7 separate regions of the Homo sapiens genome follow, and regions 2, 3, 4, 5, 6 and 7 are each linked to region 1. Evidence: read pairs that join two places in POLR2A ChIA-PET (ENCODE). Cell type or tissue: MCF 10A. All regions are shown on one strand. Links, peaks and the distances in the headings refer to the core of each region. The heading gives the core; the rest is flanking DNA. Region 1 holds the start of IL1A (interleukin 1 alpha). Region 2 holds the start of IL1B (interleukin 1 beta). Region 3 has its middle 31 kb from the start of IL37. Region 4 has its middle 34 kb from the start of IL37. Region 5 has its middle 27 kb from the start of IL37. Region 6 overlaps LOC105373563 (a long non-coding RNA gene). Region 7 has its middle 30 kb from the start of AMANZI.

What was found. Peaks named below come from ENCODE experiments on the same cell type or tissue, not always from the same donor. Only the 100,000 strongest peaks of a DNase experiment are listed, where the experiment ranks them.
Region 2: POLR2A ChIA-PET joins it to region 1 with 15 read pairs; 6 of 35 experiments call an interaction of 5 or more read pairs at or near these places.
Region 3: POLR2A ChIA-PET joins it to region 1 with 12 read pairs; 5 of 35 experiments call an interaction of 5 or more read pairs at or near these places.
Region 4: POLR2A ChIA-PET joins it to region 1 with 10 read pairs; 2 of 35 experiments call an interaction of 5 or more read pairs at or near these places.
Region 5: POLR2A ChIA-PET joins it to region 1 with 24 read pairs; 4 of 35 experiments call an interaction of 5 or more read pairs at or near these places.
Region 6: POLR2A ChIA-PET joins it to region 1 with 21 read pairs; 4 of 35 experiments call an interaction of 5 or more read pairs at or near these places.
Region 7: POLR2A ChIA-PET joins it to region 1 with 16 read pairs; 3 of 35 experiments call an interaction of 5 or more read pairs at or near these places.

Annotation. Positions count from the first base shown.
Region 1 is chr2:112,782,357-112,786,694 of GRCh38, reverse strand. It overlaps IL1A (interleukin 1 alpha), which reads left to right and starts at 2,202. Exons shown (of 7, transcript NM_000575.5): 1 at 2,202-2,252; 2 at 2,917-2,971; 3 at 3,931-3,979. The coding sequence starts at 2,925. In MCF 10A, for the core only: no CTCF peak of the experiment used is centred there; a DNase peak (open chromatin) is centred at 2,194.
Region 2 is chr2:112,835,263-112,839,600 of GRCh38, reverse strand. It overlaps IL1B (interleukin 1 beta), which reads left to right and starts at 2,822. Exons shown (of 7, transcript NM_000576.3): 1 at 2,822-2,893; 2 at 3,357-3,418; 3 at 3,984-4,035. The coding sequence starts at 3,372. In MCF 10A, for the core only: no CTCF peak of the experiment used is centred there; a DNase peak (open chromatin) is centred at 2,730.
Region 3 is chr2:112,940,139-112,944,476 of GRCh38, reverse strand. No RefSeq gene overlaps it. Among named protein-coding and RNA genes, the nearest start is that of IL37, 31 kb to the right of the region's middle. In MCF 10A, for the core only: a CTCF peak has its summit at 2,534 (motif pointing right); a DNase peak (open chromatin) is centred at 2,556.
Region 4 is chr2:112,874,529-112,878,866 of GRCh38, reverse strand. No RefSeq gene overlaps it. Among named protein-coding and RNA genes, the nearest start is that of IL37, 34 kb to the left of the region's middle. In MCF 10A, for the core only: no CTCF peak of the experiment used is centred there; no DNase peak of the experiment used is centred there.
Region 5 is chr2:112,882,480-112,886,817 of GRCh38, reverse strand. No RefSeq gene overlaps it. Among named protein-coding and RNA genes, the nearest start is that of IL37, 27 kb to the left of the region's middle. In MCF 10A, for the core only: a CTCF peak has its summit at 1,727 (motif pointing right); a DNase peak (open chromatin) is centred at 1,727.
Region 6 is chr2:112,889,138-112,893,475 of GRCh38, reverse strand. LOC105373563 (a long non-coding RNA gene) reads left to right here. Exons shown (of 3, transcript XR_001739645.2): 2 at 2,394-2,494; 3 at 3,758-3,851. Among named protein-coding and RNA genes, the nearest start is that of IL37, 20 kb to the left of the region's middle. In MCF 10A, for the core only: no CTCF peak of the experiment used is centred there; a DNase peak (open chromatin) is centred at 1,975.
Region 7 is chr2:112,867,785-112,872,122 of GRCh38, reverse strand. No RefSeq gene overlaps it. Among named protein-coding and RNA genes, the nearest start is that of AMANZI, 30 kb to the right of the region's middle. In MCF 10A, for the core only: no CTCF peak of the experiment used is centred there; DNase peaks (open chromatin) are centred at 2,392 and 2,812.

The DNA.
Region 1 (4,338 bases), core at 77-4,076:
TATGTTCCACTATCTACCCAGTAGAGCCCTGCCCAGTACGTTCCACTGTCCCTTCCCTAGAAGAGGTGACTGTTGTTCACAGTCCCAGAAAAGCGGGCTCCCCAAAACAATGCAAGGACCCACCTCTCTCTGAACCTCACCCACCCTAGTTTTCCTTTAAAAATCAATTTACAAGAAGATCATGTGAAGGAAAAGGTTGGGTGATATTCTAACCCAAGTTAGCTGTTTCTCAACCAAGTTCTCTTTGAAAAATTCAACAACCACCTTTGGGGAATTATTTACAACAGAGGAGTGAGGATGGGACCAGGATAGGTATTGCCTATGTTGGTGGAACCAGGGTTTTTTTCCTGGATTACCAAAGAGATGGTATGCATTGCTCCCAGAAGCTAAATATCTTCAGGCTTTCAATGGTGGCCTTCACCTGAAAATGTTATCCCTGTTGAAGCTTTCAAGCCAGTATTTTCATAAGAACTATATTTTCTTTGGTGAACTGAGGCATTATAATGATGACTATACAGGTTCTTGAGTGACTGAAGCCATCATTAGCATTGTCATTATTTTTGTTTAGTTGCATCTCCATAGCAGCTCACATTCACAATGTGCTTTGCAATTGTTCCTTAGCAATAGCCCTCACAAGATTCTCAGGAGGAGAGGGTTAATCAGGATTAACATTTCTGTGTTGCCTAAAGAGGAACCAAGGTAAGCAGAAATGTAGCCAGTTGGCTGGCATCACTGTTGCTTCAGGATTCATCCTTAGACACCCAAGCTTCTACCCTAGTCTGGTGCTACACTTACATTGCTTACATCCAAGTGTGGTTATTTCTGTGGCTCCTGTTATAACTATTATAGCACCAGGTCTATGACCAGGAGAATTAGACTGGCATTAAATCAGAATAAGAGATTTTGCACCTGCAATAGACCTTATGACACCTAACCAACCCCATTATTTACAATTAAACAGGAACAGAGGGAATACTTTATCCAACTCACACAAGCTGCTTTCCTCCCAGATCCATGCTTTTTTGCGTTTATTATTTTTTAGAGATGGGGGCTTCACTATGTTGCCCACACTGGACTAAAACTCTGGGCCTCAAGTGATTGTCCTGCCTCAGCCTCCTGAATAGCTGGGACTACAGGGGCATGCCATCACACCTAGTTCATTTCCTCTATTTAAAATATACATGGCTTAAACTCCAACTGGGAACCCAAAACATTCATTTGCTAAGAGTCTGGTGTTCTACCACCTGAACTAGGCTGGCCACAGGAATTATAAAAGCTGAGAAATTCTTTAATAATAGTAACCAGGCAACACCATTGAAGGCTCATATGTAAAAATCCATGCCTTCCTTTCTCCCAATCTCCATTCCCAAACTTAGCCACTGGCTTCTGGCTGAGGCCTTACGCATACCTCCCGGGGCTTGCACACACCTTCTTCTACAGAAGACACACCTTGGGCATATCCTACAGAAGACCAGGCTTCTCTCTGGTCCTTGGTAGAGGGCTACTTTACTGTAACAGGGCCAGGGTGGAGAGTTCTCTCCTGAAGCTCCATCCCCTCTATAGGAAATGTGTTGACAATATTCAGAAGAGTAAGAGGATCAAGACTTCTTTGTGCTCAAATACCACTGTTCTCTTCTCTACCCTGCCCTAACCAGGAGCTTGTCACCCCAAACTCTGAGGTGATTTATGCCTTAATCAAGCAAACTTCCCTCTTCAGAAAAGATGGCTCATTTTCCCTCAAAAGTTGCCAGGAGCTGCCAAGTATTCTGCCAATTCACCCTGGAGCACAATCAACAAATTCAGCCAGAACACAACTACAGCTACTATTAGAACTATTATTATTAATAAATTCCTCTCCAAATCTAGCCCCTTGACTTCGGATTTCACGATTTCTCCCTTCCTCCTAGAAACTTGATAAGTTTCCCGCGCTTCCCTTTTTCTAAGACTACATGTTTGTCATCTTATAAAGCAAAGGGGTGAATAAATGAACCAAATCAATAACTTCTGGAATATCTGCAAACAACAATAATATCAGCTATGCCATCTTTCACTATTTTAGCCAGTATCGAGTTGAATGAACATAGAAAAATACAAAACTGAATTCTTCCCTGTAAATTCCCCGTTTTGACGACGCACTTGTAGCCACGTAGCCACGCCTACTTAAGACAATTACAAAAGGCGAAGAAGACTGACTCAGGCTTAAGCTGCCAGCCAGAGAGGGAGTCATTTCATTGGCGTTTGAGTCAGCAAAGGTATTGTCCTCACATCTCTGGCTATTAAAGTATTTTCTGTTGTTGTTTTTCTCTTTGGCTGTTTTCTCTCACATTGCCTTCTCTAAAGCTACAGCCTCTCCTTTCTTTTCTTGTCCCTCCCTGGTTTGGTATGTGACCTAGAATTACAGTCAGATTTCAGAAAATGATTCTCTCATTTTGCTGATAAGGACTGATTCGTTATACTGAGGGACAGCAGAACTAGTTTCCTATGAGGGCATGGGTGAATACAACTGAGGCTTCTCATGGGAGGGAATCTCTACTATCCAAAATTATTAGGAGAAAATTGAAAATTTCCAACTCTGTCTCTCTCTTACCTCTGTGTAAGGCAAATACCTTATTCTTGTGGTGTTTTTGTAACCTCTTCAAACTTTCATTGATTGAATGCCTGTTCTGGCAATACATTAGGTTGGGCACATAAGGAATACCAACATAAATAAAACATTCTAAAAGAAGTTTACGATCTAATAAAGGAGACAGGTACATAGCAAACTAATTCAAAGGAGCTAGAAGATGGAGAAAATGCTGAATGTGGACTAAGTCATTCAACAAAGTTTTCAGGAAGCACAAAGAGGAGGGGCTCCCCTCACAGATATCTGGATTAGAGGCTGGCTGAGCTGATGGTGGCTGGTGTTCTCTGTTGCAGAAGTCAAGATGGCCAAAGTTCCAGACATGTTTGAAGACCTGAAGAACTGTTACAGGTAAGGAATAAGATTTATCTCTTGTGATTTAATGAGGGTTTCAAGGCTCACCAGAATCCAGCTAGGCATAACAGTGGCCAGCATGGGGGCAGGCCGGCAGAGGTTGTAGAGATGTGTACTAGTCCTGAAGTCAGAGCAGGTTCAGAGAAGACCCAGAAAAACTAAGCATTCAGCATGTTAAACTGAGATTACATTGGCAGGGAGACCGCCATTTTAGAAAAATTATTTTTGAGGTCTGCTGAGCCCTACATGAATATCAGCATCAACTTAGACACAGCCTCTGTTGAGATCACATGCCCTGATATAAGAATGGGTTTTACTGGTCCATTCTCAGGAAAACTTGATCTCATTCAGGAACAGGAAATGGCTCCACAGCAAGCTGGGCATGTGAACTCACATATGCAGGCAAATCTCACTCAGATGTAGAAGAAAGGTAAATGAACACAAAGATAAAATTACGGAACATATTAAACTAACATGATGTTTCCATTATCTGTAGTAAATACTAACACAAACTAGGCTGTCAAAATTTTGCCTGGATATTTTACTAAGTATAAATTATGAAATCTGTTTTAGTGAATACATGAAAGTAATGTGTAACATATAATCTATTTGGTTAAAATAAAAAGGAAGTGCTTCAAAACCTTTCTTTTCTCTAAAGGAGCTTAACATTCTTCCCTGAACTTCAATTAAAGCTCTTCAATTTGTTAGCCAAGTCCAATTTTTACAGATAAAGCACAGGTAAAGCTCAAAGCCTGTCTTGATGACTACTAATTCCAGATTAGTAAGATATGAATTACTCTACCTATGTGTATGTGTAGAAGTCCTTAAATTTCAAAGATGACAGTAATGGCCATGTGTATGTGTGTGACCCACAACTATCATGGTCATTAAAGTACATTGGCCAGAGACCACACTGAAATAACAACAATTACATTCTCATCATCTTATTTTGACAGTGAAAATGAAGAAGACAGTTCCTCCATTGATCATCTGTCTCTGAATCAGGTAAGCAAATGACTGTAATTCTCATGGGACTGCTATTCTTACACAGTGGTTTCTTCATCCAAAGAGAACAGCAATGACTTGAATCTTCAATACTTTTGTTTTACCCTCACTAGAGGTCCAGAGACCTGTCTTTCATTATAAGTGAGACCAGCTGCCTCTCTAAACTAATAGTTGATGTGCATTGGCTTCTCCCAGAACAGAGCAGAACCATCCCAAATCCCTGAGAACTGGAGTCTCCTGGGGCAGGCTTCATCAGGATGTTAGTTATGCCATCCTGAGAAAGGCCCCGCAGGCCGCTTCACCAGGTGTCTGTCTCCTAACGTGATGTGTTGTGGTTGTCTTCTCTGACACCAGCATCA
Region 2 (4,338 bases), core at 339-4,338, 53 kb before region 1:
AGGGCCAGGATGAGACATGGCAGAACTGTGGAGACTGTTACGTCAGGGGGCATTGCCCCATGGCTCCAAAATTTCCCTCGAGCGAAAGCATCAGGGGCTCATGCAACCTGGATACTAGTGCTGCTTCAACCACACTGTGCTATTGGATGAGTCACTTCCACCCTCCTAGCCTTGATTTCTTCGTCTGCTGTTCACATTCAAATAGCTATTCATGTCTTCATCTCTGTGGTCCCACCATATCCCACCAGACAATCATTAGGGCTCCTCTTAGCTGGCAGATTCTGAGGTCCTGGATGCTACAATTGGAAGATGGAGAAGTAGAAGCTCAAGGTTTCTGACCTGTATCCCAAGTCCCAGAAGCAGAATGGACTAACTCAGAGCTGATGCTCGGGTCCCTTGCATATCTCCCTTCCTGTCACTGGCTTTGATCCTCCTTCGTTCAGCTTGTAATCACATCAACAGACCAAAGACATCTCTGTGTTCTGTCAGGAGAGTTCACAGAGCCACCAACCCTCCAGACCCTGCTGGTTGCCGCATAAAGACTCTGAGGAAGGGTTTGAGGCTGCTGTGATCATGCAATGAATGCATGATTGTACCACTGCACTCCAGCCTGGGGGATAAAGGTAGATCCTGTCTAGGAGAGAGAGAGAGAGAAAGAGAAAGAGAGAGAGAAGGGAGGGAGAGACAAAGAAAAAGAGAGAGAGGGAGGGAGAAAGAAAGAGAGAAAGAAAAGAGAAAAGAAAGAAAAAGAAAGAAAGAGAGAGAGGGAGGGAGGGAGAGAGAAAGAAAGAAAGAAAGAGAAAGAGAGAAAGAGAGAAAGAGAAAGAAAGGAAGAAAGAAAGAAAGAAAGAAAGAAAGAAAGAAAGAAAGAAAGAAAAGAAAAGAAAGAAAGAGAGAGAGAAAGAAAAAGAAAGAGGAAGGAAGGAAGGAAGGAAGAAAGACAGGCTCTGAGGAAGGTGGCAGTTCCTACAACGGGAGAACCAGTGGTTAATTTGCAAAGTGGATCCTGTGGAGGCAAAACAGAGGAGTCCCCTAGGCCACCCAGACAGGGCTTTTAGCTATCTGCAGGACCAGACACCAAATTTCAGGAGGGCTCAGTGTTAGGAATGGATTATGGCTTATCAAATTCACAGGAAACTAACATGTTGAACAGCTTTTAGATTTCCTGTGGAAAATATAACTTACTAAAGATGGAGTTCTTGTGACTGACTCCTGATATCAAGATACTGGGAGCCAAATTAAAAATCAGAAGGCTGCTTGGAGAGCAAGTCCATGAAATGCTCTTTTTCCCACAGTAGAACCTATTTCCCTCGTGTCTCAAATACTTGCACAGAGGCTCACTCCCTTGGATAATGCAGAGCGAGCACGATACCTGGCACATACTAATTTGAATAAAAATGCTGTCAAATTCCCATTCACCCATTCAAGCAGCAAACTCTACCACCTGAATGTACATGCCAGGCACTGTGCTAGACTTGGCTCAAAAAGATTTCAGTTTCCTGGAGGAACCAGGAGGAGCAAGGTTTCAACTCAGTGCTATAAGAAGTGTTACAGGCTGGACACGGTGGCTCACGCCTGTAATCCCAACACTTTGGGAGGCCGAGGCGGGCAGATCACAAGGTCAGGAGATCGAGACCATCCTGGCTAACATGGTGAAACCCTGTCTCTACTAAAAATACAAAAAATTAGCCGGGCGTGGCGGCAGGTGCCTGTAGTCCCAGCTGCTGGGGAGGCTGAGGCAGGAGAATGGTGTGAACCCGGGAGGCGGAACTTGCAGGGGGCCGAGATCGTGCCACTGCACTCCAGCCTGGGCGACAGAGTGAGACTCTGTCTCAAAAAAAAAAAAAAAGTGTTATGATGCAGACCTGTCAAAGAGGCAAAGGAGGGTGTTCCTACACTCCAGGCACTGTTCATAACCTGGACTCTCATTCATTCTACAAATGGAGGGCTCCCCTGGGCAGTACCCTGGAGCAGGCACTTTGCTGGTGTCTCGGTTAAAGAGAAACTGATAACTCTTGGTTGGTATTACCAAGAGATAGAGTCTCAGATGGATATTCTTACAGAAACAATATTCCACTTTTCAGAGTTCACCAAAAAATCATTTTAGGCAGAGCTCATCTGGCATTGATCTGGTTCATCCATGAGATTGGCTAGGGTAACAGCACCTGGTCTTGCAGGGTTGTGTGAGCTTATCTCCAGGGTTGCCCCAACTCCGTCAGGAGCCTGAACCCTGCATACCGTATGTTCTCTGCCCCAGCCAAGAAAGGTCAATTTTCTCCTCAGAGGCTCCTGCAATTGACAGAGAGCTCCTGAGGCAGAGAACAGCACCCAAGGTAGAGACCCACACCCTCAATACAGACAGGGAGGGCTATTGGCCCTTCATTGTACCCATTTATCCATCTGTAAGTGGGAAGATTCCTAAACTTAAGTACAAAGAAGTGAATGAAGAAAAGTATGTGCATGTATAAATCTGTGTGTCTTCCACTTTGTCCCACATATACTAAATTTAAACATTCTTCTAACGTGGGAAAATCCAGTATTTTAATGTGGACATCAACTGCACAACGATTGTCAGGAAAACAATGCATATTTGCATGGTGATACATTTGCAAAATGTGTCATAGTTTGCTACTCCTTGCCCTTCCATGAACCAGAGAATTATCTCAGTTTATTAGTCCCCTCCCCTAAGAAGCTTCCACCAATACTCTTTTCCCCTTTCCTTTAACTTGATTGTGAAATCAGGTATTCAACAGAGAAATTTCTCAGCCTCCTACTTCTGCTTTTGAAAGCCATAAAAACAGCGAGGGAGAAACTGGCAGATACCAAACCTCTTCGAGGCACAAGGCACAACAGGCTGCTCTGGGATTCTCTTCAGCCAATCTTCATTGCTCAAGTATGACTTTAATCTTCCTTACAACTAGGTGCTAAGGGAGTCTCTCTGTCTCTCTGCCTCTTTGTGTGTATGCATATTCTCTCTCTCTCTCTCTTTCTTTCTCTGTCTCTCCCTCTCCTTCCCTCTCTGCCTCCCTCTCTCAGCTTTTTGCAAAAATGCCAGGTGTAATATAATGCTTATGACTCGGGAAATATTCTGGGAATGGATACTGCTTATCTAACAGCTGACACCCTAAAGGTTAGTGTCAAAGCCTCTGCTCCAGCTCTCCTAGCCAATACATTGCTAGTTGGGGTTTGGTTTAGCAAATGCTTTTCTCTAGACCCAAAGGACTTCTCTTTCACACATTCATTCATTTACTCAGAGATCATTTCTTTGCATGACTGCCATGCACTGGATGCTGAGAGAAATCACACATGAACGTAGCCGTCATGGGGAAGTCACTCATTTTCTCCTTTTTACACAGGTGTCTGAAGCAGCCATGGCAGAAGTACCTGAGCTCGCCAGTGAAATGATGGCTTATTACAGGTCAGTGGAGACGCTGAGACCAGTAACATGAGCAGGTCTCCTCTTTCAAGAGTAGAGTGTTATCTGTGCTTGGAGACCAGATTTTTCCCCTAAATTGCCTCTTTCAGTGGCAAACAGGGTGCCAAGTAAATCTGATTTAAAGACTACTTTCCCATTACAAGTCCCTCCAGCCTTGGGACCTGGAGGCTATCCAGATGTGTTGTTGCAAGGGCTTCCTGCAGAGGCAAATGGGGAGAAAAGACTCCAAGCCCACAATACAAGGAATCCCTTTGCAAAGTGTGGCTTGGAGGGAGAGGGAGAGCTCAGATTTTAGCTGACTCTGCTGGGCTAGAGGTTAGGCCTCAAGATCCAACAGGGAGCACCCAGGGTGCCCACCTGCCAGGCCTAGAATCTGCCTTCTGGACTGTTCTGCGCATATCACTGTGAAACTTGCCAGGTGTTTCAGGCAGCTTTGAGAGGCAGGCTGTTTGCAGTTTCTTATGAACAGTCAAGTCTTGTACACAGGGAAGGAAAAATAAACCTGTTTAGAAGACATAATTGAGACATGTCCCTGTTTTTATTACAGTGGCAATGAGGATGACTTGTTCTTTGAAGCTGATGGCCCTAAACAGATGAAGGTAAGACTATGGGTTTAACTCCCAACCCAAGGAAGGGCTCTAACACAGGGAAAGCTCAAAGAAGGGAGTTCTGGGCCACTTTGATGCCATGGTATTTTGTTTTAGAAAGACTTTAACCTCTTCCAGTGAGACACAGGCTGCACCACTTGCTGACCTGGCCACTTGGTCATCATATCACCACAGTCACTCACTAACGTTGGTGGTGGTGGCCACACTTGGTGGTGACAGGGGAGGAGTAGTGATAATGTTTCCCATTTCATAGTAGGAAGACAACCAAGTCTTCAACATAAATTTGATTATCCT
Region 3 (4,338 bases), core at 145-4,144, 160 kb before region 1:
AGAATGGCTATTATTAAAAAATGAGATAAGTGTTGGCCAGGTGTGGAGGAAAGGAAACCCTTGTACATTATTCATAGGAATGTAAATTAGTACAGCCATTATGGAGAACAGTATGGAGATTCCCTAACAAAATTAAAAATAGAATTACCATATGACCCAGCAATTCCACTTCAAGGAATACATTCAAATACTATCAGTATCTCAATAAGATACTTGCACTCCTATGTTCGTTGCAGCGTTATTCACCATAGCCAAGATACAGAAACAAGTTAAATGTCCATCAACAGATAAATGGATAAAGAAAATCAGGTACATATATATATACAATGGAATATTATTCAGCAAAATCCTGACATCTGAGATAACCTGGATAAACCTGGAGGACATTATGCTAAGTAAAATCAAAGCCTGACACAGAAAGACAAATACCACATAATCTCACTTACATATGAAATATGAAAATGTTAATTTTATGGAAACAGAGTAGAATGGTAGTTGCCAGAGCCTGAGAGTAGAGAAAATGAGATGCTTGTCAAATCAAATCATCACATTGAATATATATAATCTATTTGTCAATTAAATATTTTAAGAATAAAAAATACCTGGCACCAAAAAAAGAATGCAAAATGTCTCAACAATGTTATATGTATTGCATTTTGAAGTGATAATAATTTGAATATTAGGTTAAATAAAATATATTTGAAAAATTAACTTCACCTATTTCTTTCCATTTTTGTTAACATAGGTACAAAAAAAAATTAAAATTACCTATGTGGCTCATGTAGGTGGCTCACATTATACTTTGATGACACTATACAGGCTGGTGACCATATATCTCTTAGACTAGTCTAAGTGATTTAACAGTGGTTCCAGAAAGATCCAGGTTTAACACCAATGAAAGGGCCAGCTGGCTTAGCCCAGCTTGTGTGGGAAATGTTGGGGAGTGGTTTAAGACAGGGAAAAGCAGAACATTTTGATGCTATTGACATTTTTGAAACAATCATTTTGTGGCCTGAAAAAAACCCAAAACATTAAATTTACAGCTTTTTTAAATTAGCTACCGGCTGGGCACAGTGGCTCACATCTGTAATCCCATCATTCTGGGAGGCCGAGGTGGGTGGATCACCTGATGTCAGGAGTTTGAGACTTGCCTGGCCAACACAGTGAAACCTCATCTCTACTAAAAATACAAAACTTAGTTGGGTGTAGTGGTGCGCACCTGTAGTCCCAGCTACCTGGAAGGTTGAGGCAGGAGAATTGTTTGAACCTAGGAGGCAGAGGTTGCAGAGAGCTGTGATCATGCCACTACACTCTGGCCTGTGTGACAGAGCGAGACTCTGTCTCAAAACATAAAAATAAAAATAAAAATAGTTACCAAGTCATATGTGCAACTGACATGCTCATGGAATTGTTTGGCTTCCCTCTCCCATTCCCTGATCCAACCCTGTGAGCCTCAGCTTCCCTGTTTATGACCTGGATTTCTGCTGCTGGCCTGCTGATGGTTTGCTTGCCTCAAATTCTCGCTCTTTTGGACCATCCTGGTCACTTCAGTCAGACAGATATTTCCACAATACACATCTGTTCTCAATGTCTAAAATCCTCCAATGACCTCCCGTTGCCTGGAGAAAAAAATTCAAACTCTTTGGCATGAGTCATGTGCTGACAGGGGGCAGAGTATACACACAAAAGGTGCATGCTAGAGGTAATGTAAGGAAAGGTTATTTATAAAACTGCAGGCAGGTCCAGAGGAAGCAGCAGGAGATGGTGGAGCTCCAGGCACTGCTGACAGTGGAAATCCACAACCCTCTCTGGAGGAGGAGGAGCAAGGGATGGGGAGGTGGCTGGCCCACTGAGAAAGCTGGGGCTGTGGGAGGGCCACTGACAGAAACTGTGGCCTTCTGTATAGGGGAATGTGGCCACTGCCAACCTGAAGGGGCGCGGGTGCACTCTAACCAAGCTCTCTTTCCTCCCTCTGATCTCCCATTGCCTGAGCCCAACCAGGAGATAGAGGACAACAGACCACTAAGGCAGCCCATAAGGCCAGTCTCAAGGGTACAGAGCAGATGGAGACATGTGGCACCCCCACCTGAAGCTCAGAGACACCATTTATCACCTGGATTACTGGCCCATAACTGCACACCCACCTCTGGCCACTCCCTGCTCTGGGTTGCCCGCCTCATTCTGGCCAAGAAATCTTCCTAAAACGCAAACCCAATCACACCATTACCCCAAGTAGAACTCTTCAGCGGCTCTGCACCATCTACACAGCAAGTCCATCTCTGTAGTGAGACCCTAAGACTTTTTATAACCCAACTCTACTCACCTGCTTGCTCACAGAAGTTTCATGAATGCACACGTTTGGTTCATCACAAATGTCTAAGAGAGCCATCCTCAGCCCCTGCCTTCTCCTGGGTCCTGCTACAGAGAGGACCTAGCGGCTAAGGAGTCCAGAGATTGCCCTTTGGTCACCTGTAGAACATCACGACTTAACAGCTGTGCCCTGCTGGAGCTACTGGCAGAGCTGCGCTTCCCAGGACCAGTAGAGGGCGCCATGACATTGAATGGCCACATGTTGGAGACCGCATCTTGGGCTTGTAGCTGCCAGAGCCCTGAGCTCAGAATAGCACCTGCAACTATGCGAGGCTAAGGCGGGTGGATCACCTGGTCGAGACCAGCCTGGCCAACATGGTTGAAACCCTGTCTCTACTAAAAATACAAAAATTAGCCAGGTGGGGTGGCTAATTTGAAAAATTTAGCTGGGTGTGGTAGTGCACGCCTGCAATCCTAGCTACTAGAAAGGCTGAAGCAGGAGAATCTCTTGAACCTGGGAGGCAGAGGTTGCAGTGAGCCAAGATCATGCCACTGCACTCCAGCCTGGATGACAGAGCAAGACTCGGTCTCAAAAAAAAAAAAAAAAAAAATGTCTGCATGAAAAAGTTATCACAGGGAACAAAAGCAAGAAGAAACAAAGAATGGGAACTTCCTCAAGTGTCTACAACTGCAAAATAAGAAATAATGTACATTATGAGCTTGGTTACAACAGGGTCAAGAAGCCAGTCACAAAATGGTGCAATTAACAATAAAGGCAAAAAGTTCACACAAGGCAGAATCATTCCTTTTATGAGCCCGTGTGGAAACTGTCTGCACTATGTGTGAGAACAAGAAAGCAAAAGGAAAAGATTTCACTTTCAAATAATAACACTAATAGATTATTCAATTAAAGTTTTCATTGCAAATTGATAAAAAAAAAACATGTAGCTGCACACATATTTTTAATAGCAATAATTAGGGTCCCTGAAGAAAACTACTACAAGACATGCTAGTAGGAGTGAAATATTCAATGAGTAAATCCAGGCTTTAAAACAAACAAATCAGAGATGACATTTGTTTTAACCTTGTTGACATTTGTTTAATCAGAGATATGCCAGAAGCCCTGCAGAAATTTGTGTCCTCAGGATAGGGCTGCCATAATAGAAAGAGGTGGTGGCTTTATACCAAGTCTGTCTGAAAGCATTGAGGTTCAGGTACTTTGAGTGATTATTAAAGTTGCAGATTTGTAGTGTAAAATGTTGCTTGGACATCTGAATTCCACACCAAATGACATTAAAACATTAACGTGTCCCATAAAACCCAGTTGCTTCCATCCAATTTGTTTTCAGCTCCTTGTGAAGACGTGGATGCAGAATAAATACCCCACTGAAAACGGACAGGAGAATTTCACCATCAAGAGTTTGCAAGCTAAAGGCAGAAATGACATTTCATAACATAGCATTTACCCTTACTGTTAGGAAAGCAGGAGCCTAGGAGAGCCAGATGGACACCATTTTCAAATCAAGCCCATCTTAAAACTAGCAAGACACATTCCTTGCCAGTCAGGACCCATGGCCCTAAGATGTTTACAGCTAAGGAAGTGGCTTGGTAATCCCTGCAAGGACAAACTTCTACAACAACAGAAAGCCCAGATGTCCCAATCCCTATAAAAATATATGCTTTCAAGATAATTATAGTTATGCTTTGATGTACTTAAACACACTAAAATGTCAAGGATAGTTCTCTTTAAATCAATAGGAGAATAAATGTTTTCATGCTGTCGGCCCACCCACACATAGCCACAGCTTAGTTTAGTCTTTATATAGACAAGATTCCTATATAAGAAAAATTTAATGATGGCATGTTCCTCCACTTGCTGTCTGAGGATGCTCTACTTTGTAATGGAATAGCTTTCAATAAACTCTCTCAATTCACCGCACCCTGCAACTCACCTTGAGTTCTTTCCTGTGTGAAATCCAAGGACTCTCTCTTGGGGTCTGGTTTGAGACCCCCTTTTCCAGTAACATC
Region 4 (4,338 bases), core at 190-4,189, 92 kb before region 1:
GCCGATGCCAGGCTACTCTGAGCCCAACTTAGGCACAGAGCAGAAAGGACAAGCAGCCCATAAGCCCCAGTGAATATCTCCAATCGCTGTGTCTGTGTGTGTATCTTTATGAGACGGTCATATCTAATACCTGCAACAATGATTTTCTGAGATCAACCCTAGTGTCAAGCTTCTTGAGCTGTAAGTCCCATAAACCATCAAAATGGCATGCTTAAAGGAAACTATTGACCCCAGTAGTATCTGGGCTGCAATATCTGTCTCTCAGCAGAGACAGAGCATTTTACTTTTCACAGTGAATTCTTTTGCACTGTTTAATTTCTTACTCTAAGCTTGTATAATTTTTTAAAACTAATAAAAAGTCCTAGGAATTTCAATATTATACTATCCAATTTGCATAATCTGGGATTCCAGTTGTAGCACAAAAATCCTTATTCGACTATGCTGTAATTTGTAATTCATATACGTGTGAAATACAGCCATGATGCTTAGAACCAAGATTAATCTGGGGGATTTCCTCACTCAGCCAGTGTGCACTCAGCTCTGTGCTGTAGGGACACTCAAGTGGCATGGGGCAGCACAAGCCCTGTCCTTGTTGAAGTAGGAAGCCTATGCAGAGAAAGTGGCCATGTCCTAATTCTTAGGGAGGCTCCAGAAGAAAATGTGGGGAAAGTGGAGCAGCCCCAGAAGGGCTGGTTTATTACTAGCACAAAAGGACCCTGATCCAGGACAACCCCAGACATACTACTTAGATAGAGCAGCCCTACTCTTCAACAGCACCTCTCTTTTGTGCTTGAGTTTAATTCCTTTGAAACACGATGAATGGGTATGTTATTTAGCTTGTTGTAATCATTTCACAATGTATACATAGATCGAAACATCACATTGTACACCGTAGACATATACAATTTTTATGTGTCAATTATGTATGCTTTAATAACGCTGAGTGGAGAACAGTTTGAAACAATAAATTAAATTCTTAGGTTTCAAACCAACCTCCGCTCCATCATGAGGTCAAACTTCACCACCACATCCATTGCTTGGAGGGTTACTGGCCCGTGTTCCTTAATATCATGTAGGATCATTGTGGGAATTAAAGGAGATGGGTGAGACCAGAATTCTTAGACTTCCTTGGGGATGACTAACCTAATATTCCAAGGTTTCCTGGAGGGCTCAAGGCTCAGGAATTGGGTATTTCCTCTATGACATGCCCACACATCTCCAAGGAAAACGCTATATGTTCTCTTTCTCTACCTTTCCACCCCACCTCCACCGGGACGATCCTTTGACTGCTGCAGTTACCGTGACTAGCTAGCTCCTCCAGTTCTCCCAGCAGAGCTGTTCAAGGAAAGTAACACTCTAAGAAGCCATTTGGCCTCCACATGCCCTCAGCTGAACTACAGGTCTGGGCAGGGAAGGCAAGATGCCCCAGAGACATCACACGCAGGAATGGCAGGGCAGGCATCAGCAGGGCAGGCCACGGCATCTCCCACCACTCTCTCTATCCTGTAGTACCCAAGCTTGTCCTCAGAACGTGAACCAACAATCTGGAGCTGTTTTTCCAGGACATTAAGTGAGGCCCTGGAGGCCCTCTACCAGCCCACTAGTGCTTCTGCTCTGTCTGGATTAGGCAGAATCAGAAACCTAGCCCCAGTGCGAGTCACCCCCAACTCACTGCTAGTCACCCTTTACATCAGTCTTGATGATGAAAATGCCATTGTACCCCCAGAATTACATCAGGCTGGGAGTGTTTTCCTAAGCACGCTATCCCTAGGGCCTCATTTCCACTCTCAAGCTCCATGCCCCATTGTCATTTGGAAAAGTTGGCAACTATCAGGAGAATAACTCAATAAGTCATTCTGCATCTCATCACTGTCGAAGGACAGGAACCCCTGGAAAAATGAATATAGGAGAGCATGGATCTGGGATTGAAGAAGCTGCTGTAATCTTGGGCAGCAGCTACCTATGAGCATGCACCCCTTCAGATCAGGCTTGGCATAGGATGACGACACTTGCCAAGCACCATGACTGTTAATGCAATTTCTTAAGACTCTGTCTTCCTTACACTGCTCCAGGCCCTCAAGGGCCCATGACTATGTGGAAATGACCTTGGCCCTGGAGGCCTGGGGTGGGATCATCTGCTAAGTAGATACAAGGAAAGCAGGTGAGCCATACTGACGCAGCCATTCATAAGCCAGGCTCTCTCAGATGCCTTCCCTCAGCTCTCCTACCCTGCATTCCTTCATTAACCCTGCTCTCATTGAAATTCCTAGGAACACCTAATCCTCATGCAAAAAAAAAAAAATTAGTCTGAGTCTTCACGGATTCTTGAGACCTCATGGCTTAAACCCTGTTCAACCCCATTACCTCTCTAGCAACCCCATTGCCTGGTGCTGTCCAGGGCCAGGCTGATCTCCATAGGTCCCTCTGCTGGCTCCATTCAGATCTGCCCTCCAGAGTTCAATAATCTCTAGAAAGGATTAGTGTTTGCTGGTTTGTACTTATTTATTTATTTATTTATTTATTTATTTGAGATAGGGTCTCACTCTGTCACCCAGTCTGGAGTGTGGTGGCACAATTATGGCTCACTGCAGCCTCAACCTCATGGGCTCAAGCAATCCTCCCACCTCAGCCTCTCAAGCAGCAGGGACTATAGGCGTGCACCACCACATCTGGTTAATTTTTTTTAATTCTTCATAGATACAAGGTCTCCCTGTGTCACCCAGGCTGGTCTTGAATTTCTGGGCTCAAGAGATCCTCCTGCCTTGGCCTTCCAAAGTGCTGGGATTACAGGTGTGAGCCATTGCATCCAGTCCTATTTGTTATTAATTTGGGTTCCAAAGATTCCTCCAGTGGCATCTTACTTTGGAAATAAATTACAACAATAATATTTATCAAGCATTTATAAAGCCCTTACTACATGTGGAGCCCTGTAGGAAGTATCCTATGTTGTTCATCACATATATTCCTAACAACATATTCCACAAGGTCAAGATTCTTCTTATCCTCATTTCACTGACAGAGACTTGCTCCAGTCATAGGGTACTGAGTTCCAGGTATATCGTCCAATCAAGTTTGCTGTTGCTTCCTTACTGATGTGAGTCTGTGATGCCTATCAGTTACTAAGAAATACACATGTTCAACCATTGCCTGGAGGGTCACCCCAAGGGTATATCAGATGCACATATCAAATTGAAGTTCAGGCATATCCAAACTTTAACTCATTAACTCCTCTTACATCACTGCCCTTCCACTCCAAAGCAAACCAGTATGCCTTCTCATTCCCCTAGTTTCCTTGTGGTGTTGAATAATGTAACTTCAGTGGATCAACCTAGAAGTCTCAGAATTATCCTCAACTTTGCTTCCTCAGCCCCCACCTGCATCCAGTTGTTCACTATGTCCATTCTGATTCTACTCTGAACATATCTCAACTACCTCCCTTCCACTCTGTTCGCACCACTACTGCCTTATCTCAGGGTCTCGTCATTTCCCCCCAGCCTTTCAGTAAATGGCTCCGTACTTCTCCACACTACACAACTCAACATTTTTGTAGAATTCAGACCATTCTGCAACAAAATTAGATATGGCTTTGAAATACGTCAAACAACGACAGACAAAAACAGCCAACTCTCCACAAATTGTACACCTACCAGCTTTTCCAACCAATAGTCTAAAACATGGGAAAGTGTCTTTAAAAATGTAAATTGATGTTATTAACTCTTATTTTAATTCATTCATGTGAGTCAGGATCAGTTGGGACAGTTTTATGAGGGATGAGTGATTTCCAACACTGTGAAACACAGAGTGCTTTGCTCCATTTATCTTCTTAGAAAACTACATTTTAATCACTTGATTTCATTTTGAAGACAAACTAGATTCACATTTATAGAGGACAGAAGAATAAGCATTTTTCCACACGTAGATTTTACCGTCATATTCTAGGAAAGGCCTTACAAAACAAATGGCCATGCTGTTTGATTATTGCCAGAAATAGTAGCTTCAGAATAACTCTTCTAAAACCAAAGCCATCGTTTATGAAGATATCTCCAAATATCTGATAAGCCTACAACTAAAGCTAAACCACCAACTAAAGTATTAATGAAGAAATGTAAAACAAGCTTCTTGAATGCATGATAAAAATTCTCCAAGTGTTAGCCTCATTAGCAAGAGTCTGCATCAACAAAATTCCTGTCCTCAGTTCCCTACACTAAAGGTAAATGTATATGGGGTAAATGATGCAGCTATAAGTCCCCAAAAATAACGTCATGATAAAGTCCCACCTGAGCATGAGGTGGACCACATTCTTACATTGTTTAAAAATGGAAGATTTTGTCTTTGCAC
Region 5 (4,338 bases), core at 168-4,167, 100 kb before region 1:
TATATTTGAACCCAACAGTATCTGAGATAGGTCTCAGTCAATCTAGACAGTTTATTTTGCCAAGGTTAAGGATGCATCCGTGACCCAGCCTCAGGAGGTCCTGACAACCTGTGCTGAAGGCAGTCAACATACAGCTTGCTTTTATTCATCTTAGGGAGACATAATACATCAATCAATGCATGTAAGGTTTACATTGGTTCAATCTGGAAAGGTGAGGGAACTTGAAGCAGGGAGCTTCCAGGTTACAAGGTAGATTATTCTCAACAGAAAGGAATGTCTGGGTTATGATAAGCGGTTGTGGAGACCAAGGTTTTATCTTGTAGATGAAGCCTCCGGGTAGCAAGCTTCAGAGGGAATAGATTGTCAAAGTTTCCTATCAGACATAAGGTCTGTGTTGATGTTAATGCTGGTCAGCTTTTCCTGAATTCCAAAAGGGAGAAGGGTATACTGGGGCATGTCCAACCTTCCCTTCCATCATGACCTGAACTAGTTTTTTCAGGTTAACTTTGGAATGCTCTTGGCCAAGAAGAGGGGTCCATTCAGATGGTTGGGGGGGCTTAGAATTTTATTTTTGGTTTACAGTGAAGACTTATCAAGCTATACACTTAAATGAGTATGTTGTTAAATGTAAACTATAACTAAATAAAGATTATTTTAAAAGAAATTAATGCAGCTAACCGTGACCCCTGGCAAAATAAAATAGTGTATATGTACGTGCATATACATGCAAAGAAATGAGTTGAAACTAGAAGGATGCCAATCAAATAATAACATGGTCATCTTGGGGTCGGAGTACATTTGGGGATGAGGGGAGCTGTAAAAGCAGACTTGGACCTTTTCTTCTACCAGTACCGTGTCATTTGAATTTTGGAAAGAAAAAAAAAAACTCAGAAGGAGGAGAAGGAGCAGGAGGAGAAGAAGATGGATCTTAAGTGATTTGCCCGGGAGCACCTTGAGAAGGTGAGATTCAAGTCTAGGTCTAAGCTTTCTAATTCCATGAGTGGGAGTGACCCACGTCCAAGAGGAAGCTCAAAAGGAAGATGTTCTCCATCATCTCTTGCTCATCCTAACAGCATGCAAAACCACATCCAATGCAGCTCAGAAAACTCCCAAATTGCCAAATTTCATTGGAAACACTTAATGCTGTGGTTTCCAATTTCAACTGTAAAGTAGGTATGTATGCCATTGTTACCATTAACTTCTCAGAAATGGAGAGAGCTCTCTTTCCGCCTCCTCCCCCTCTGCTGTGGCTTTGGTGAGACGTGCACTCAGGCTCACCTGTCTCCATGATCTCCAGTAAGTACACATGAGCAGAGAGGCCTCAGCTCAGCTCTTCCTGGTCCCACCAGGGTTGATTCTTTGAGAATTCTGGAATGCCACATCCTAGGCCCCCCAAAGAAATCCTGCATCTTACCCCCAGAAATATGAATCATAGCAAATTTCAAATCAACCATCGTTTAATACTCACAGACTGGGCACATCCAAAAACATATTTTCAGTTTTACAACAGTGCCTGGTGCATATCGGCACTATTTGTGGAAGCAATAAATCGACACGGAGCTGAAACACAAACAAATGCCAAATTGTTTTTATAACACCTGATTTTCTTTCTGTTTCTTTATGCAGTTTAGTTTTGTTTTGCTTAACTCTACCTCAGACCATAGTCTGGTAAACTCACCACCCAGAAGCTCCCTTGAAATGTGGGTATGCAGCCACTAGGTGGCAGGAGAGAGTTTCCTGCCTGGAGGGAGGACAGCCACTCTGTCCCCGGGTCAGGCCAGGGCCACCCTGCTACCTGCAAAATTAGCATGGGGCTTTATGAACCACAGCTTCCTAATAAACACAGGATCTGTTTGATAGAGCCTCCAAAACACGCCTACCTAGTGATGAAAGACTCAACTTCAGAAGAAAACCTTCATGGCAAACATCTTCAGAGATGTTTCCAACTTAAGGTTCTGAACACAGACGCTTCCCCAGAAAGCCATTGTTTCTCAGCACCTGGGAGCCTTGCTTTGCTTTGCTTACAGACTCGCTGTTCTTAAATCACTGCCAAGATAACATCTGTCTCTTCTCTTACCCTCTATTTCGATATAAGGACTCCTCACTCTTGTTGCTTCCTATTGGCTACCTCTCCACAGGGAGAAATCGCTGATTTAACAGCAGTCAATATCCCAAATCTGGAACAGGGAACAGGGAAGCATTTAAAAATTGGAGAATTTAGGCCGGGCACAGTGGCTCATGCCTGTAATCTCAGCACTTTGGGAGGTCGACGTGGATGGATCACTTAGGAGTTCGAGACCAAGCCTGGGCAACATGGCGAAACCTCATCTCTACAAAAAAAAAAAAAAAAAAAAAAAAAAACCCAAAAATTAGCCGGGCATGGTAGTGCACACCTGTGAGCCCCAGCTACTCAGGAGGCTGAGGTGGCAAGACTGCTTGAGCCCTGAGGTCGAGGCTGCAGTGAGCCGAGATCACACCACTGCACTTCAGCCTGGGCAACAGAGTGAGACCTTGTCCCAGATAAATAAATTAAATTAATTTAATTAGAGGATTTAAGGATTTTCCCTACAGACACCTCCTTATTTTCTCTGGCCTTTTCTGACTACTCTCCCTAACTCCCTGCTCCTCTGGTCTCCCAAAACTACTCCAGAAAAAAAAAAGGGGGGGAGGGACTAAAGGAAAGCCAGGTGACAGTGCCAGTGTGACAGATGACAAAGCATCTGCCCGAACAAACCGTAGGTCCCTGAACTTTCTCCAAGACCTATCTGTGGACTTACCTATGAAAACCAGTTTTAGCAAAAACCCTCCTAAGCCAGTTTATCAAGATCCCCTTATCCTCAATATCCATCTGATTGGATTCTTCATCCCCCACCATTCCCCAGTGATGTCACCAGGCCTTTCTTCAGCAACAGTAGTTAGTGGGTGTAGCCAGGACGCCCCCTCACCCCTGATATGCCCTTTTAGTAATTCTTCATCCACAGGTTCCCACCCTGCTCCTAGGCTATACATTCCCATTTGCCCATGCTGCATTTGGAATTGAGCCCAGTTCTATACTGAGGTCTTACTTCACCTCTCGCCATAGTCCTGAATAAAATTGGTTTTCACATTTAAAAACTGTCCAGCTCTGGTTGTTCCTTGACACAGGGTAATTTTTATTCCATGTGATAGTTTGCCTTACCTCAGCCTACACCCCTCAAACCTGCAACTCTATATTCAAGAACCAGACAGCCCTTTCCAACAGATAGGAAGAGGCTGCCCTGGTGCAAAGGAAGAGGCTCTGGGAGGAAGGAGAGAACCCGAAGGCTGCCCCCTCCTCTAGACTGAGCTCTGGGATGGGTGGACGATAAAACCCAGATACGTTTAGACATCTGAGCGTGGAGAGGACTTTGCTTTGCTTCCACAGGGACCCCAAGGAAACTGCAAGCCCTCCAGAGACTAAAAACAGCAGAACAGCAAGAAATGGCAGCAAAGGTCTGGGCAGAATCATCCTATGTGGGCACAGACACAAACAGAGTCCCCTGTGGCCCCAGGAGAGTTTAAAGAAGATCCAGAGGCTGTCCTATTCCATATCTCAGCAGAGACAGGCCCGTGAGCCTAAAAGCTGATCATTAGGACAAGAAGGACACGAACTGTCCTGCAGCGTGAACCGCGTGGAACAAGGCCAATCACCAGACACCAGACCAGCCAGACACAGCCCCGCAGTTCCCCAAGACCACCACGGACCCATCGCCCCTCACCAATAGCTCCAGGCTACATAGACCCCCTCCACTTCATGGATGTCCTCAGAGCAGAAAGGGGAGGCAGGAGTGGAACCCTGACTTGGTTCAGTTGAAACATAAAATGACTGTACTATTATTGAATTGCTGAAGTTTACGTGAAAGAAATGAGATTTAGTTTTTGGCCACAGTGCAAAATAAGAAACGAGGCTTCAACTGAGATTAAGGTGAGTTATAGGAAAATGTACTCCCTTGAAGGACCTGTGAAGTGTGTTCGCTATGAGAAAATGACCAGAATCCACGTTCTTAGCTGCGGGACTCAGGCTGACTCCTGTTTCTGGAGCTTGCACAAAGGGCAGGGAAATCCCTGTTTCAGGCACAGTGATTTCAATGTTTAAAAGAAAACAGGTGGGCCCTGGCAATCATGATAACATGTCATAAGTTTACATCTCTGTGAGGCAGGTAGTGTAATCCCCATTTTGCAAAGGAGGAAACCGAGGCTGAAAGCAGCTACATGGTCTCTTCAATGTGGCCCAAATGTTGGAGAACAGAGCTTAACTGAATCAGCAATTCTATACTTAGAACTGACTCTCTCTTTATTATATCTCACTACTACCTTGAT
Region 6 (4,338 bases), core at 153-4,152, 110 kb before region 1:
CCTGTGGACCTAACAGAGTCCCTGCCTCAACCCTGCCCAGAATAAAATGGCCCTTCTACAGTGTCAATTAGATCTTGTCATTCCCCAGCCTAAACAATTCAATGGCCCCCATCTTAGTTAAAATTCCTCACCCTGACAAGGCCCCATCTACGCCTCTGACCTCATGCCCTCCACTCTCAGTCTTGCACTCACCCTGCCACACTCAAGGGCTTCCCCAGGTTCCTTCTTAGATTCCACCGATAGCTCAGGGACTTTGCACATGCTACGGTCTCTGCCTGGCTCCTCCCCAGATCTTCTCATGCCTAGCTGCTTCTCATCAGCACCCCTCAGAGACTGTCCCTGCCCCACCTCTCCAGGTTCCATACCTGCCACCCTCCCCCAATCACGTAACAGTTTCTTCACAGAGCGAGTTACCATCCCAGTATTTCCCTAACTTATTTTTTGTGACTGGTCTGTTGCCTGTCTCCACCACAAGAACATAAGCTGCATGTGAACAGGAGCCTTGTCTATCTTGTCACCCCAGTGGCTGTGACATAACCTGATACACATTAGATGCTCAATGATGTTTGATGAATGAAGTGCTGGTAGTCCAACTGTGTTTCCTTGTCTGTGTAAGTATGTCTGTTGTGGTTTCCTAAGAACCTACAGCTCTCCCACTGTGACTCCTGTTCTATGGTCCTGATTTGCTGGACTAGAATCCTAACCTACATGCTTACTCTTAGTGTCCTCCCCCAGAGGCTGAATCCCAGTCCCTAAACCTCCACCAAATGGCTAAGACCTAGCTTCCAACCAGACAGGCCTACGCTGAGACCTCAGCACCGCCCTTCTGCGGTCTCATCCTTAACGCATCCTTCAGGGCCCAGCTTAAATGTCTCTTCTCCAAGGAAGGCTATCCTCTTTCTGCCCCTCAGTGCTCTCCATGCCTCCTCTATGCCTCCATGCCTGCTTTCCAACCCTGCAGAGGTGGAGAAGTTGCTAATCTGCTGTGTTGACATGTGCTGGGGTGCCTTGGGCCAGGGAGCAGGCTGGTGGTGTGCTGATAGCCCGTGGCTGTGCCCAGGTCCATGCTCACTTCCTGAGCCCCAGTGGAGTAGGCTCCCTTTCCCTTATTGCAGCACTCAGAGGAAGGACGTGCTTCTTAGGACAGATCTGGCCAACCTCTCCCTCGTGAGAGAAGGCCCAGCCATCCTCTTGCCCTCTTTCTTTCTCCTGCCCCCGAGTAATAAAGGTGCCTGGTCAGAGCCTTCTAGAAGGAGACCCAAACATCCACCACACATTCCCAGTTCCAACCGTCATCCACATGGCTGGCTGTGCAGGTAAACGCAGAGTCTGTTTCACACACCCAACCATCTAGTATTGGATGGGAGGACAGTAGCGTGACACTCTTCTCCAGCCTTGAGCCCTACTGTGGGCCCCACCCAACCCAGATACCAGAGGAGCCCTGTACTGGGATGCTATTGGATGCTTGTCCAGTCATGTACAAAGTTAGCCCTTTGTTATATAGAGTTAGCTACGTACATCTTCCTCTGTAGGGAACCCAAGAGGGGAGAAGAGATATGTAGTAGGATTTAACCTGCAAATCCTCTGCTGAGCACCCTGCACTACATACAGTGGGTAGCATGTGGTAGGTGCTCAATAACTATTGACCGATAGATTGAATACAGGTAGGATGGTGACACAATCTAAGATCCCAGGGGTGGGGAGACCACACGCTTGGTTAGGGAGACCCAAAGTGGACCGTGTGGCCAGAAGAGTCCCGCACTGCACTCTAGTGACAGTGCAGAAAGTCACTGTGGGAAATCTAGAAGTTTCTACAGGTTGCTATTTCATCATAGCACTGTGCAGGCCAACCCTTCCTGCTCCACTGGCTGTTGGGAAAAGCTTTCTCTTTTCTTCCTAGCCAGGGAGCTCTCAAAGTGTTCCACTCTCTCACCTCCACCCAGGCGTCCAGGTGTGGAGGACACTTGCCGGCTGCTTGTCTGCTGACTCATCCCTTGGTTTCACTTGGAAAACCTACCACCAGCTGGCCTCTTTCCAAGCATCAGCCTCCTCATTTTCTTAATCCCTTAGGTGTGATCTCACCTCCACACAGTAGATTGCCTCAAGGCCCAATTCCAATATGAATAAAAATGATTATTTTGTCATCTTCCAATCTTCCTTTTAAAATATTATTTTATAATTCCCTTTAGGAGGATCACCTAAGTGAAGACTATTTTTACCTAAGAAATGTTAAAATGTAAAGACATGGTTGTAATCTGGGGATTCCTGTTAAAATGGCTAGCAGACAGAAGTCAGACGACAGGCTAGAAATGTGTGAAGAGTGGTTGCCTTTGAAAGGCGGAGTTGGTAATGATTTTCTTCCATTTTTCCATGCTTTCCAATTCTCTACAAAGGCCTTAATATTACTTCGATAACCAGGACCTCTGATAACCTGCCCCCACCGAGTAAAGACTTAGCTGGGAAAGTCAGCTTCATGTGAGGTAAAAGGAACCAGGTAATACACAATTCCCACTGCCAACTGTCGGGTGTGCAGGCCTGAGCTTCCTGCATGTGGGAGGAAAGAGAAAGAAGAGAGAAACTCCAAGATCCAAGAGATCCAGCAAGAAGGCTGGAGTCTGAGGACGCAGAAAGCTGAATGGCACAGTTACCACTATTGTGCTGAGGTTCTGTGGCCTCTGGGTCTCTTGACAACTGGGCAAAGACCCACAGAAAACTATCTCTAGACCCTACCTGTGGGAGGGGAAAGTGCTTAAGATCATTTACAGGACAGCCACCTGGACCTCAAATGGCTTACAGTTCCTTCATCCAGAGGGTCTTCATTTAGTACATACCAGGTGCTAAGCTGGGTGCTGGAGACATGACGGGGAACCCATTTACCATGGCTTTGTTACTGTGACATTCACATCTAGGGAAAGCCAGCAAAGGGGAGGGATCGAGGAGAGCTTGTTAGGCAGAGAAAATACCCAAGGGCAAGGGAGAAGCCAGCCTGTTCTGAGCACACACAGTGGTTCCATCTAACTGGGCCTCAGTGCCAGGTTGGACTGGAGATGGGGCTGAGGAGCTGTCACAGAGCATTCTGGACACAGATGTCACATAGTCCCTTGAGGTTAGGGTCCTTAGGCATGGCAGCATTGCTTTGAGTTTTTCCTTTTGTAATGTTGCCATTCATGACAATGTGGAAGATGGGTCCTTGCAGAGAAGGGCAGGGCTGTGAGACCAGTTAGGAGACTAAGATGTGAGCCAAGGAAAATGAGGAACACCTGAACACTGGGGCAGGTGCAGGGCCCAGAGAGAAGCAGATGGCTTCCTGAGGTTTTAAGTAGGTAGAATCAAGGCAGCTGGTAAAGATCTTTTATTACATATAAACTGGAATAAGCCATCTGCTCCAAGACAAAAGAGTAGGCGGAAAACAATACAAGACAGAAATGGAATTAGAACAAACCTGGGAGGAATGTGGAATTAGAGTAGAGAGTCCAACACTGGCTGCAATCATAAAAATGTAAAACAAACAAAAATTTGCTAGGTGTGCTTACTTAGAAATAATTAGCTGTCATATTAAGTTCACTTGTGTTATGGCTTAAATGTGTCCCCCAAAATGTGATGTGTTGGAAACTTGATCCCCAATGCAACAGAGTTGAGAGATGGGACCTTTAAAAGGTGATTAGGTCATAAGGGTTCTGCCCTCATAAATGAATTAATACTGTTATCATGAGAGTAGATTCCTGATAAAAGGATGATCTCTGCCTCCTCCCCACAGCCCTCTTGTGCATGCTTTCCTGCCTTTCCACCTTCTGCTATGGGATGACACAGCAAGAAGGCCCTCACCAGATGCAGCTCCTTGATCTTGGACTTTCCAGCCTCCAGAACTGTAAGCCAAACAAATTTCTGTTTATTATAAATTACCCAGTCTCAGGTATTCTGTTCTAGAAGCACGAAATGGACTAAGATCATTAGATTATCATTTTTTATCAGACTGTTGAAGTGAAAAATAAAAATCAAATAAAGAAATTAAGAGAGCTGCATGCAGCAGCTCATGCCTATAATCCCAGCACTTTGGGAGGCCAAGGCAGGTGGATTGCCTGAGCTCAGGAGTTTCAGACCAGCCTGGGCAACACGGTGAAACCCTGTTTCTACTAAAATACAAAAAACTAGGCCGGGCGCGGTGGCTCACGTCTGTAATCCCAGCACTTTGGGAGGCCGAGGCGGGTGGATCATGAGGTCAGGAGATCGAGACCATCCTGGCTAACAAGGTGAAACCCCGTCTCTACTAAAAATACAAAAAAAATTAGCCGGGCGCGGTGGCGGGCGCCTGTAGTCCCAGCTACTCGGGAGGCTGAG
Region 7 (4,338 bases), core at 86-4,085, 85 kb before region 1:
CTATAATTTAACCTCTTTTATAATTCCTGTGTACTTTTGTAAATTCCCATTTTTTCTATCTATGCTGAATTCTGATTTCCTCAGAACTACCTTCCAGTTCATTAATCATTTCTTCAGCTATTTAACCCATCCACTAAGATATGTATTTCAACAATTATACTTTTTTACTTATAGATTACTTCATTTTTTTAAACCTGCCTAGTTTTATTTTTAAATTATGCCTTTTATTTCCTTAGATGTTTTCTAAATAATTATATGTTATATCAACCCTTCCCTTGACTAAATGTGCAACCTTAGACAATTGACTTTATTTCTCTGCTGTGTTTCCTCATCTGTAAAATAGGAATAATTATTGTACCTCCTTCATAGAGATATCGGATTAAATGAGTTACTGTGTTCGTACCAGACAATGTCTTATCAGGAAACAGAAACCAGTCTGGCTATTTCAATCAGAGAGAGAAGTACACACAGGGAAGTCAGTTACAAAATTAGAAGTGGAGGAGCAAAAACGGGGAAGATTGTGGGACCCAGAGATCAGGAACTACAGAAAGCTGCTACTGCACCTGCAGGACCCAAGGCTCCTCTGAGCTTCCACAGAGCCATGCAGCCACTCCAGTAGCCCCTGGTCATCTACTGGCCACTGTCCCTTTAGGAACCTTGCTCGTCTCAGTCCCATGCCTTTAACTCCACACTGTGAGAAGGCTACTTACCTGTGACTGCCACTGTTACTGCCCATTTTGCATGTGCTGCCAGAGGCACAGCCAAGAACAGAATAGCTGCCTCTTCCTTTCTACCTTTTAATCTAGTGCAAATTAAGAGGGCACAGTAGGAGGGTGAGTGTGAAGCTGAGTCGGTATCTGGCACAATGTGCAAAATTCTTAGAACCCAGCACACAGTAAGTACTAGATGCATGTTTGCCATTGTGGCAGTTTTATTCTATATTCAGGAATTCTAACAGCTGAAGACTTAGAGCATCCCAGCTGGTGGTTATTGTTTCTGTTTATTCTCATTCACGTCACTCATGAATTTGTTTATTGCTCTGTGTGTTTGGTGACCTTTGTCTGTGAGCTTGTACATGATTGATCTTAGTCTGTGGGAGTTGTACTGGCTGAATTGGGGAACTTGCCTCCAGAGAGGATTTGTGTCTGCTTCGGGTGGAAGGGCAAGGAAATGCCAACAACCTGAGACCACTTTATTCTGCCTCAAAGGCCCCGGATTGAGGCAGGCCCCTGGGTTCAGCACCCGCTCTTGCCACTGGCACATAATTAAAGAGGCCCATTGATTGCAATGCTTATACAAGTGTTTTCCCTCAGAGAGGAAGACTGCCTTTGACGTGTGTTTACCTGCCGCTCACCACCCTTCCTACTTAAGCCCACTTGGAGGGGGTAGGGAGAGGGGGACAGAAAGAGGATTTTAAGAGATCTCCTTTCCTTGCTGTTCATCCAGAAATGCATTTCAAAATGTGTTTTATCTAAGCCTTACTCATTTTGAGTAAGGAAGACCCTGCAGTGTCTACATTCAACCATGTTGCCAAAAGCAGACATCTGTATTTTATTCAATAGACAAAGGAGGAACCATTAACCAATGGGGGCCAGGGGATGATGGGACCCAATCTCAGTTTTAGAAAGAAAACCAGCAATAAAGCAATCTGATTTTTTTTTTTTTGAGACGGAGTCTCACTCTATCGCCCAGGCTGGAGTACACTGTTGCAACCCCAGCTCACTGAAACCTCCGCCTCCTGGGCTCAAGCAATTCTTCCACCTCATCCTCCCAAGTAGCTGGAACTACAAGCACGCACCATCACACCTAGCTAATTTATTCTTTTTGGTTGTTTTTTTTTTTTTTTTTGTATTTTTGGTAGAGATGGGATTTCACCATGTTGCCCAGGCTGATCTCAAACTCCTGAGCTCGAGCAATCCACTCACCTTGGCCTCCCAAAGTGCTGGCATTACAGGCATGAGCCACTGTGCCCAGCCAAGCAATCTGATTCTTAAGTTAGTTTTCTATGTCTTTTAAAATAAAAGTACAAGAATCATCATCCCCAGAAAGGTATGTGAATGGCAATCACATTCAGATTTTCTAGAAAAGTCCAAATTTCAAGTATTTAACCTCATACTTCTCACATATGTATTTGTCAGAACTCTAATCCTAATTTGAGCTTGAGCAGATACAATCACTGTAAATATGGTCTTCATCAAAAATGTAATACATTGGCATTCTGGCTTATTAATCAATTCCTTGTGAATCTGAGTATTGTTACTTAGACCACAAAGAATTGGATCCCTGACAGTTCAGTAGAAACAAGCACTACCTAGGCAAGTAATGCTGCAGGCAAGCATTTGAACAGTCGTGGCCTCATAAAGGGCAGACACACCCCTGGCAGCCAGCCAGGCTCATTAACAGCAACCCAGAGACTTGCCGAGGTCCTTCTAAGAATCTGATTTCATGAGTCACGCTCCATGGGCACACCCCAAATTTCTGTTTGTTTTGGAAAACTCAGTTACCCTTTACAAAGAATAACTCCTATAAATGATAATGAGAATAATTAAAGCTACATGTGCAAAAACAATTAACTTATTACTGATGCTATCAGCGGATGTTGTCAACTAATAAATCTGTCAAGTTGGCAAGTGAAGAAAGGTGGCATGCTTTCAAACATAAATATAAAATGTTTAAGGAAGAAAAACTGGTAGGCATAACCGCGCCCAATTGTACTGGTTGCATTTCAAATGTCCTGGTCGCACTGATGCATATGCTTGACATGACAGGCAGCACCAGGAAGGAAAGGGAGAGGGCTTGGAAGGAGGAGGGTGCAGCCCCAGGATGGGTGGCTGGAGTGAACTGGGAGACAAAGGCAGGATTTATTTCAGAGGCAGGGCCCACAGAACACTCATGGATAGGTGGGATGTTGAGGGAACAGGCAGAAATCCAAGAGAAGGACTTAGATTTTTTACTTGAGCAATTGGGTAACTGGAAGAACATTTGGTAAGAACTGAGGAACTGGGGGAGGAACAGGAATATCAAGAGTTCTGTGTAGGACATGTTAAGTTGAAGGTGCTTACAGGATAGCCAGATGAAGCATCAGGTGTGCAGTCAAAGATATGAGTCTGGAGCAGCACATCCTAAGTCACCTCCTGCACCAACACAGAACTTCCAGGCCACTCACTTGAGCTCTCCCAAATAGTTTCCAAGTGTCATTATGTTAATAACCTATGAGCTTGAACACCAGATTCAAACCCCACTGCATGGCTTTTAAAGACCATCTCAAGGGCTTGACACTCCAGGGAGCCAACTAAAGATGCCTGGTCCTACCATCAACCTCCACCCCATTTTTTATAGAAAATGTTTCTACCTGTCCTAAGGCAGGGTCCTGCCCCACTCCCAGGCCCCTTTAGATCCCCAATATTCCTCCTCCCTGAACCAAAACCCTCATCATCTTCCAGCATGGGTGGGGCCTCCATTCTTGCTTCTGCTCCCCTGAGCAGAAGCAAGTTTCTCCCAACTTGACCTGATTCTCCTCCTAAGTACCAGTCACTGCTTTGTTTCTGGAATGAGAGAAAAAGACAGAGTGAGAGAGACAATCCAGAACTCTTGCTCACTCACAGCTAGGCTGGGCATCTGGGAGGATGGCTGTGTCCATGGGAACCTGGGAAAAGCCACACCCTTGGCACCCTGGTCACCCACCTGTCTCCCTGGCAGATTCCGCACTGCTCTCTTGCACCCTCTACCAGGGCTAACCGGCCTGCTCACTCTCCCCAGCATGTCTTCCCACGCCCACTCTCTAATTATTACATTCCCTTCACATAAACTGCCCTTCTCTCCCAATCACCACATGTTCACTTCCCACCCAGCTGTCAAAGTCTGGCTCAACCTCATTCTTGAAAAGGAAAAAACAAACAAACAAACAAACAAACAAGCAAAAAACCTATGATGGATTAAGAACACACTTCATTCCAGGAACATGCTTATCTCCTCTAACTCTCACAACAACTACAGCAGGTAGGTGTTATCACACCCATCTCTCAGGTGAGAAAACAGGCTCAACGAGTGCAGGAGGACACAGCAAGTCAGTGACAAAGCTTAAATTCAAGCCCAAGCCTGTTGGCAACCAACGTCTGTACCCTTGATAGCTACCTCATTTACCACCAAATCCAGTGGCCTCAGGCCTGGCTGCACACTGGGATCACCTGGTGCCCAGACCACATCTTAGACCAGTCATACAGAATCTCTTGGGCTGGGATCCTCCACGGTACATTTTAAGGGTCCCCAGGTGAGTCCACCATGGACCCAGAATTGAGAACCACTACCCTATACCATCTCCTTCTTCATCTCTTCTAA